Regions from separate parts of the Homo sapiens genome. Here region 2 is linked to region 1. The links are chromatin contacts, found by POLR2A ChIA-PET in ENCODE. All regions are on one chromosome and are shown on one strand. Each heading gives the region's core, a stretch centred on a gene start or an enhancer-like site at or near the end of the contact. The rest is flanking DNA. Distances are from core to core; before and after follow the strand shown. Region 1 overlaps ALK (ALK receptor tyrosine kinase). Region 2 holds the start of ALK (ALK receptor tyrosine kinase).

What was found. ChIA-PET counts read pairs that join two places held with the same protein, here RNA polymerase II (POLR2A).
Region 2: POLR2A ChIA-PET joins it to region 1 with 18 read pairs in SK-N-SH. The contact joins the promoter of ALK here to the enhancer-like site in region 1. POLR2A ChIA-PET finds 5 or more read pairs at or near these places in 3 of 52 experiments (A673, HEK293 and SK-N-SH).

The regions. Positions count from the first base shown.
Region 1 is chr2:29,517,492-29,522,477 of GRCh38, reverse strand. The region is part of intron 4 of ALK (ALK receptor tyrosine kinase); the gene reads left to right. Among named protein-coding and RNA genes, the nearest start is that of ALK, 400 kb to the left of the region's middle. RefSeq lists a silencer at 1-195. Within about 2 kb of position 2,962, at least 4 of the 41 ENCODE cell types and tissues checked have a DNase peak (open chromatin) inside an H3K27ac peak, as active enhancers do.
Region 2 is chr2:29,920,336-29,925,192 of GRCh38, reverse strand. ALK (ALK receptor tyrosine kinase) reads left to right here and starts at 3,607. Exons shown (of 29, transcript NM_004304.5): 1 at 3,607-4,857. The coding sequence starts at 4,534.

The sequences.
Region 1 (4,986 bases), core at 1,713-4,212:
GGGGACGGGACAGGACCTGGCATCCCAGATAGGAATTCACGTCCCTTCCTTCATTCCCCGTAATTTGTATGATAATGAGGAAGAGAAAGAGGAAGAATCACTTGATGCTTACTCTCTGGTCTCAGCATTGTTCTAAGTGCTTTGCATGTGTCAGCTCATCTAATATTATGTGTACCACCACTTGGTGAGGGAGGCCCTAGCACTACTACTTTTACAGTGGGGAAGCTGAGGCTCAGTGAGGTTAAGTAACCTGCCTAGAGTTGCACAGCTTGTAAGGAGTAGACTGGATCTGAGCCCAGCTAATCCAGCTCCACTGTCCCTGCTCCCAATCACCACTCTATGGATGGTAACTACCCTATTGCCAGCTGATAATTAAGGATGCAGTCTTATTTATTTATCATTATTAACCATTATTTATTGTTTATAAATCCCAGCTGCATTTTTCTATGGTGTGCATACAGTCCTTCCTGTCCGCAATAAATGGCAAAGTTATAAGGCTTTGATGCACAGAAGAGGCCTGTTTTAGAGAGCAGGCAGTCCTGAGACTTATGTCTGGCACTGCCGAAGGTCATAGAGAGCCTATCCAGAAAGGCTGGCCTCCGCTCTCCTGTCTTCTGAAGCTCCATTCCAACCCAGTTGCCTTCACCTTCAAAAACCAAGTCTGCATTGAGGAGATGGAATCGGGTGATGGAATTGCCAGCTCTTTGAGCCATAAGGAAACTGTCCAGGCAACTGGAGCTGATGGCCCAAGAGTGAGGAAACACCATGACCCACTTAGTAGCCCAGTTCCCCTCTGCATTCATGCCCAGCCTCAAAGCAAACCTCCTTCTTTCTCATTACTTGGCCTGTTTCTAAGTTTGCCTTTTCCTCTTTGTTTTATTTAGGGAACGACACACATATGCCTGGCTAAACTCCTTGCTTTTACAGAAATGCATTCTCTTATGGTTCAGAGCCTTAGTGAAGAGCCATAGCAGCCTTGGGATTTTGAATTTAAAGGGCTTCACAAAGTCTACACAAAGATTTGGTGCAATGTCTATTCCTGGGAGAATCTTACATCAGTAAGCTCAGTGAATGAGTGTTCCCACTCCTTTCCAATGACTGATTGTGTTCCCCCTGCCAGTGGGGAAGTCTTGTGGTGGTGAGAAAAGGGAGGGTCCCTAGGGGAGGCCACTGAGAGCAGGCTGAGCCCAGGGCATGAGACCTACCATTGCCAGAAGCTGAAGATGTTTCTTCAGATCACTCACCTGAGGGCACCAGGTTACCTGAGGATCCAGGACCTTGCTCCACCCTATAGGGCAACTTAGCTCAAATGATGCACACATAATGGGAGTCTAAGGAAAGACCTGTGGGCCATGCTGCTTTTTTCTTAGCCCCACTGTGTGATCCAGGCTTTCAATTCACCAAAAGGAGTGTGAAGGAGAACCCACAGTCAAATTGGTATTTTGCATTGTGCTGTTCATTCTGTGGGACGTTCCTTGCAGTCCTAGAATGATCATCTCAGTGACTTCTCCTGGCCATCAGGAAGCCCCATGTTGGAATAAATGAAGACCCGGATGAGAGAACTGACAAGTGAATATCACGGGCTGTTAATCTTCAGCCTCAAATCCTTTAGGGGATCCCTGTGAAACCCAGGATCAAGTCTGAGCTGTTTATTAGTATGGCACTCAAAGCCACTGATCAAGCCTCACCCCTCCTGAGCCTGGCTCACCCCATTTCTCTGGACCCATGATTCGTTTGTATCAAACTACCCACAGTTGCCCCCAAGTGAAGCAAGCCAGTTCAAGCCATTTTGCCTTCCCTCACCTTCCCGACCATCAAGAACAATAGGTCTTCTCCTCCAAGAAGGAATCTCTTAGCTCCTTTTCCACAAAGCCTTTCTTGAGACCCCAGACCTTCTGTGAGCAGAGCTGATTGCACCACCATTTGCTGCCTGTTCCACATCTCTATGAGTGTTCTCACAGCCCTGGGCCACATTTGTTCTTTCACATGTCTTCCTCACCAACCAGGTACCCCAAGAATAGGGATGGGCATTATTTATCACTGTATCTGCAATGCCTAGCACAGTACTTGTCTCACAGTCAATAAATGCTTATGAAATGAACAAATTCCCAAATTAATTGGACCAGAAACTCTTTGAAAACTTGCGACATGGTTTTAAGAATGCATCTATAATGCTCTTGACCAAAATTCCATCTCTGTTCTTCATAACGACTCACTTCCTTCTACTCAACCTCCAATCGAAGGACTGTCTTCAGCCTGGGTTATCTCCATTTGTGGCCTTAACCATCCTACACTGCCGAGCAAATGCTGGCCTATGTTAGTCTTGGAAATGAGGTGGTTCCCATGCTTGGTGATTGCCCTGTCCGTGTGTGCCTTTTAGTTCCTCTAATTTCCTGAGCTATTTCCTGCATATTTCCTGTTCTTCCAGTCAGGACTTCTACTTAGTAATTTTCCCCCAATTCCTCCTTCTCCTTAGTTTACTAGTCTTTACATCACCACTTAACCACACTGACTTCTGTTGAGTGTTTTATCTTTTCAGATAATCTAAGATGAATTCCAATTACATTCTGTCCAACTGTTTCCTAAATATTCCCTCCATGATTTTGTTTCTCTGTCTTAGGACTAAAATTTCTCTGTGACTGCATGAAATTCTAATCGGCAGTCTGCTGGATGTTCACCTGCAGGCCTCAGAGTGATTTCCCTATCTGGAGTCTTCCAGCCTTTCTCGCAGTGGCCTGGTCACCTGCCCTGGGAGCTTCCTAGTGACCATTGGCTCATCCTCTCAGTAGATCCAGATGACTTCCATTTCTAAAAAGCCTCACTTGTCTATCAACTTTCTTGTTTAACCTCTGCCACCTTGTCTAACTTACGGACAGTCTCCAGGGTTCCAGGAGGTGGTGGCAGCAGGTACATTGTGTGTGGGATGTGAGCCAGAAAATGTGGTTGTTGGCAAAGCCAGAAATCAGATGGAAATAAAAACTCCTGTATTTCATCATATACCCAAGGTCCTTAGTTCTTGGCCTTCACCCATGACTGCCTCTCCAATTTCACAATCCTACATGACTGTTTGTGGGTTAAAGGCATAATCTAGCTAGCAGAACTTGAAAAATATTTCAATCATGGAATCATGAACCAGAAATGAACCTTAAAAGTAATTGAATTCAAATTCTTTATCCCCTACCCCAAAACAATGCAAGAGGCTCTTCCAAAGCCCATCTGGCTTTGACTTGCCTGACTCCAGCAGTAGAATGCTCACCACCTTGCAAAACAGATCACCCCATTGTACAGCAGCTTTAGCTCCCAGGTAGAACTTGCTGATATCCCCTTGGCTTTGTAACTTTGGAAAGGTAATGACTGTCTCTAAAAAGTTATTCAATATCTCCAAACCTCTTGTGTTTTATACACAAAATGGCAATAGTAATACCTGCTTACCTTGTAGGCTCTTTGTGAAAATAATGCTTTTAACAACGATAGCCAATGTGTATAGAGTATTTACCATGTTCTTAATACAAAGACATATGATTTCATTTAATACTACAGTTTCCCTATGAAGTAGTACTATGATAATGCATACAAAGCACCTAGAATCATATCAGCACCCAACACATGATAGTTCCTTCTCCTATTTCACCATGATCTGGTTGATCCTCTATTTGTCCTCTAGAGTCATACAGAGGAAGCTTACTTTCTCCTAACAAGGCAGTCTGTCTTCCCTTTGAGGATAGTTTTTATATCTCTTCTTCACTTGTTTTCCCAGGCTAAGTGATTTTAGTCTCTTCTACAGCATAGTTGCCACAGCCATATTGTTCAGAGGGATTCTTACCAGCAAAGGGGTCAGGGGACTTGTTCTTCAGTGATCTGGAACCTCCACCCGCTGATGTGGCTTAAGCCTGGCTCACCCTTTCGCTAGCTTTATTCTGCGTTTGAACCCCAGCCACCTAAAGTTGACACCGTTAGGAACCATGAAAGCTGCTGTAGCATTTCACTAAAACCATTTCTTAGACTATTTGATTCTTTTTTCTGAATGGAGAATCCTCAAGTTTTTCTTGCAGGCAAAGAAGGCCTTTCTTGTTTGCTATTGACATTCCCAAAAATGTCTGATTCGGAAAGAAATTCAATTCTGGCCCCAGCTTTCACATCATCTTGCTTTGTTTGTCATCCCTGTAGCCTGCCAGCTTTGCCCCTTTGTTCCCCTAATTGCCAGAGACATTTTTATACTGAGTAAATTGCATCAGGCCCACTGCAAAATGAATCAATTTGGGAAGAGTATGAGCTGCACTGTTGTCTTAAGTGTGCATTAACATTTAGATGCGTTATTTAAAATGGGCCTGGAGTTCATGCCAGAGAGACTGCCTCATGCCTATTCTGACTCATTCTCTGCTATTGGACTGCACAGAAGGGAACTGGGGAGCCCTACAGCCCACCACCAACCCTGTTTTATTCTCCATATCTCCAGGGAGGGCTTGAACTAGGTGAGAACTTCTAAGAGCTCAGATTTGGGAAGTAAATTTACAAACGGAGTTTGACTTGGTGGTCTCAGAGTGAAGTAAAGACAGGTGAAGGAGGAGATGAAGGGGAGGCGAGGTTCTCCTTCTCTGTCTGTCACACACCATGCACACACTTGACATCTAGCTTTAAATACAAATCATACGGCCAGAAGTCTTTGGAGGTAAAACAAAGCATACACAAAAACACAAAGGACACCAGCCAACGCTGTAGTTTAAAAATTAAGTGATGTTCTGGAACTGGTGAAAAAGCAAGGCTGCAATCCTGATAATCATGTGGTGATTTGATGAGATAATTCTTTTATCATCAGGAGAGTCAGATAATATCTCCATTAGTAGCAGGAGGTTTAAAAATTGGAGAGAGTGGCAACACCAGGACAATAGCCTGATTAATGCTTTTTCAATCACCTGGGCTCATGGCCTAAACTGGTAATGGACTCCATCCATCAAAAAATTATTCTATCTGGCATCCTGGTTTCTG
Region 2 (4,857 bases), core at 2,358-4,857, 400 kb before region 1:
CACCAATCAGGACTTAACTGTAACCTCCTTAAAGAGGACTTCTTCAACTATGAAGGTAGAGCTAGGACAGCACCCGCACCTGCTGTCCCAAGTCATCTACCGCATGGCCCTATTTTGTTTTTTATAGCAACTATTATTATCTTAAATTACTTTATGTGCTTGCACATTTATTATCTGTTTCTCATCATTAGAGTGTAAGCTTCTTAAGGTGAAGGACCTTTTATTTTGTCCAGAGCAAAAAATTCCTGGAACATAGAACAACATCCTGTATACATTAGGTACACGAGGAGTATCTGTTGACCAACAAAATGCCTAACTTGATCCTATATGTCCCAATCAGATTTTGCAGTTGTGAGATATGTTTTACCTTAAGTCACATTGCTGAATTTCTCATGTCATTTTTATTATTACTTCTCTTATAGAGAATTTATGTACCTCCTTGACTGAGTTGTTCACTTTGCCCTTTCCAGAAATTGGGAATTTCCTGAGGAGGTTGTTGGTGGTCTCAGTGTCCTCTTTGGCCACTTCCTCTCTTGGTACATGGTCAACTCACATTCCTCCTCCCCCAGCCCAATGGCCCAAGTCATCTGCAAGGTGACACAGAGCAGCCCACCTAATTGTCTCCTTGGGGATTCCAGTATCTATGTCAGAATCTATGTCTGCCACTTCCACTCCCCATCTCTCTGATTTGGCCTTTCAGCTTCTTCCTCTGTTGATCTTGGCTCATCTCAATCCATTTTACCTCATCCCATTTTCTCTATTGTGAGATCACCCAGAAATTTTATTTTATTTTATTATTATTATACTTTAAGTTTTAGGGTACATGTGCACAATGTGCAGGTTTGTTACATGTGTATACATGTGCCATGTTGGTGTGCTGCACCCATTAACTCGTCATTTACATTAGGTATATCTCCTAATGCTATCCCTCCCCCCTCCCCCCACCCCACAACAGTCCCCGGAGTGTGATGTTCCCCTTCCTGTGTCCATGTGTTCTCATTGTTCAATTCCCACCTATGAGTGAGAACATGCGGGAGATCACCCAGAATTTAAGAGCATGAACTTCTTAGTCAGGTATCCAGGTTCAGCTCTAGTTACCTGTGTAGCTTTGTCGGGGAGTTAACCTCCCTGAGCTTCTATTTGTGATCTGTAGAAAAGAGATACTATTACTTTTCCTCAGAGTGTTACTGGGAATATGAAATGAGATAGTGAATGAAAGTCTTTTTGAAATAGATCATAATAAGTGCACAAGATGTGTTAGCAATCATTCTCACACTTTTCATCTTTCTGTCTATTTCCCCTATGTGCTCTTAAATTCATTTTCCCGTCTCCCATCCTTTTGATGGAAATTATGTAGGATGGGGTGTTAAAATTATAAATTTGGGCATGAGTTAAGGTCCTAACTTTTCTCAGTGGGTTGTGTAAATGTTGGAGGAAAAGAGTCAGCGGTTTGAATTCCAACTCTGTTATTTGCTTGCTGTTTTACCTTGGGCAAATTATTTTGCCTTTCTGAGCCTTAGCTGTTTTATCTCTGTAATAGAAATAATAACATATACCCTTTCCCAAAAAAACTGTGTGATGTGTTAGACACCCACATGTCTACAGATGCATACATTCGTGCCTGGTAGACTATCAGTATTAATTCCTGCCTCCTTTAAAAAAAAATTATCTAAAAAAGAAGAAATTTTTTGAGATTTAGTGTCATTTAATCTACAGGGAAAGGCACTTATTTTTCCTTGGGAAAAGTTTGAGACAATGTATAAATCATGAGAATTAATTGAGACTCTTGTGTCTATGAGGTGCAAAAGCAATGGACAGGGGTATTATTAGAGAACGTTAAACCCTGGCAGCTCATTTAAAGTTTCAAGTCTCTGCAGCCCCCTAGTGGCCATTGGGTGCAGCAGACGATTCACAGTTAACTGACAAATTAACTGGAGTCAGTAATGCCTTTGGTCAAGAATTGTATAGAGAAATAGGGAAAGGCTGGAGTTTTAGTCTTTTTTCATATTTCAAATAAAAATTCCTCTTCCAGTAGGTATGTCAGAAAAATCTGATGAAAATCAAACATATATTGTACCAGGAAAGTATTAACTACCATAGCATTTTCCTCCCTCTTTTCTTTCTTTTCCACCCTTCCTCCACCAAGATAGGAGCATATTTTCTTCTCGGGTGAGATAATTCTTTGCCCTGAAACTTGTAAAGTCAGTGTATCCAGTGTGACTTCCAGAGAGAGGGCAGATGCCTGTCAAATTAAGTGAGTTGCCAAACATAGAGCAGGAAGAAAGCCATTCCGAGAATCAATATTCCTTTGTTACTGGGTCTTCCACTTGCCAAGGCATTGCCACAAAGCTGGAAAGGCCCAGCTCCTAGGAGAACAGAGGTTCCACCTGGCCACTATCTCCTGTGGGGTGGTAGGCAAGTTACTGCGGCCCCCAGGAGCTCAGTGAGGGAGGTTCAATGTGACACTGTGCTCTGATCCTGTGAGAAAACTCCTGTGCTACCCGACAGGCCGTGAGCTCCAGAGAGGATCTTGCCTTATTCTTAGCTTCAACAGTCAGCCCAAGGCCTGACAACCAGCCTTTAAGAAGGAATCAAGGGGATTTGTGTGACCCAAAGATGGTAGTTTTGTCTGAGGATCTAGTGAACCACTTGTTATAAAAACAGCTATTATGAGTTCTGTGTTGGCAGCTCAGGAGAGACGAAAGGAAAGGGAGAGGAGAGGTACAGCCATTACAGGTGAGTAAAAAAGGCCTAAGGTTCTGAACCCTCATTCCCAAGATTGTGGGCAAACAATTAAATGCTCTGCAACTCAGTTTCTGCATCTGTAAATCTGGAATTAAAATGTTTGCCTTACAGAGACTAGGGGAGGTTACACATGTTCAGACACCATTCTGAGAAAACAGAGCGACTGACAGGGGTCTGAAAGGTATTTGTTGTAGCTGCAGAACAACTCTGCCAGACCAAGACCATCCATCCCTCTCTGCCCCCCTATTCCCAAATTCTCCTGTGTGGACGGCAGGACTCCTAAGCTCCCAGGAATGCATTCAAATAATAGATGGGTCAGAAAATATTCTGTCTCAGGGCCTTAATACAAGCTGTTCTCAGATTTGCCAGTGTCGCGCTGCCACCCTCTCCCCACTTCCTCCTCCCTTCCCACTCCCCCCTCCCTTCCCCTCTCCTCCAGTTTTATTCTGGAACCTGTTTTTCCGAAGTCGGACCCGTTTAATCTCTTAAATGTATAATTAGGGAGAGTGCTTGATTGCAAAGGCCTCTTCCAGTTCTCACATTTGCTCCCTTTCACACTGCAGAGAAATAGGGCAGGGAATCTAGAGGAGGGGAAGAACAAGAGACTGGAGAGGGAACAGAGGGAGGGTGGGGCGGGCTCACTCCTTTTCTCAATGAATGCCGAGGCCTCTGCAGATTTGCATAGGAGCCGATCGAGCCACGCCATTGGTTGGAGGGTGCGGGTGGGGCGGGGCGAGGCCGGACTGCGTGGGTCGGGCAGCAGCGCGGAGTTGGCTTGTGAGCCCCGCCCCCTCCGGGCCCCGCCCCCTCCCTGCGCGCGCTCGCGCGGCTCAGCCAGCTGCAAGTGGCGGGCGCCCAGGCAGATGCGATCCAGCGGCTCTGGGGGCGGCAGCGGTGGTAGCAGCTGGTACCTCCCGCCGCCTCTGTTCGGAGGGTCGCGGGGCACCGAGGTGCTTTCCGGCCGCCCTCTGGTCGGCCACCCAAAGCCGCGGGCGCTGATGATGGGTGAGGAGGGGGCGGCAAGATTTCGGGCGCCCCTGCCCTGAACGCCCTCAGCTGCTGCCGCCGGGGCCGCTCCAGTGCCTGCGAACTCTGAGGAGCCGAGGCGCCGGTGAGAGCAAGGACGCTGCAAACTTGCGCAGCGCGGGGGCTGGGATTCACGCCCAGAAGTTCAGCAGGCAGACAGTCCGAAGCCTTCCCGCAGCGGAGAGATAGCTTGAGGGTGCGCAAGACGGCAGCCTCCGCCCTCGGTTCCCGCCCAGACCGGGCAGAAGAGCTTGGAGGAGCCAAAAGGAACGCAAAAGGCGGCCAGGACAGCGTGCAGCAGCTGGGAGCCGCCGTTCTCAGCCTTAAAAGTTGCAGAGATTGGAGGCTGCCCCGAGAGGGGACAGACCCCAGCTCCGACTGCGGGGGGCAGGAGAGGACGGTACCCAACTGCCACCTCCCTTCAACCATAGTAGTTCCTCTGTACCGAGCGCAGCGAGCTACAGACGGGGGCGCGGCACTCGGCGCGGAGAGCGGGAGGCTCAAGGTCCCAGCCAGTGAGCCCAGTGTGCTTGAGTGTCTCTGGACTCGCCCCTGAGCTTCCAGGTCTGTTTCATTTAGACTCCTGCTCGCCTCCGTGCAGTTGGGGGAAAGCAAGAGACTTGCGCGCACGCACAGTCCTCTGGAGATCAGGTGGAAGGAGCCGCTGGGTACCAAGGACTGTTCAGAGCCTCTTCCCATCTCGGGGAGAGCGAAGGGTGAGGCTGGGCCCGGAGAGCAGTGTAAACGGCCTCCTCCGGCGGGATGGGAGCCATCGGGCTCCTGTGGCTCCTGCCGCTGCTGCTTTCCACGGCAGCTGTGGGCTCCGGGATGGGGACCGGCCAGCGCGCGGGCTCCCCAGCTGCGGGGCCGCCGCTGCAGCCCCGGGAGCCACTCAGCTACTCGCGCCTGCAGAGGAAGAGTCTGGCAGTTGACTTCGTGGTGCCCTCGCTCTTCCGTGTCTACGCCCGGGACCTACTGCTGCCACCATCCTCCTCGGAGCTGAAGGCTGGCAGGCCCGAGGCCCGCGGCTCGCTAGCTCTGGACTGCGCCCCGCTGCTCAGGTTGCTGGGGCCGGCGCCGGGGGTC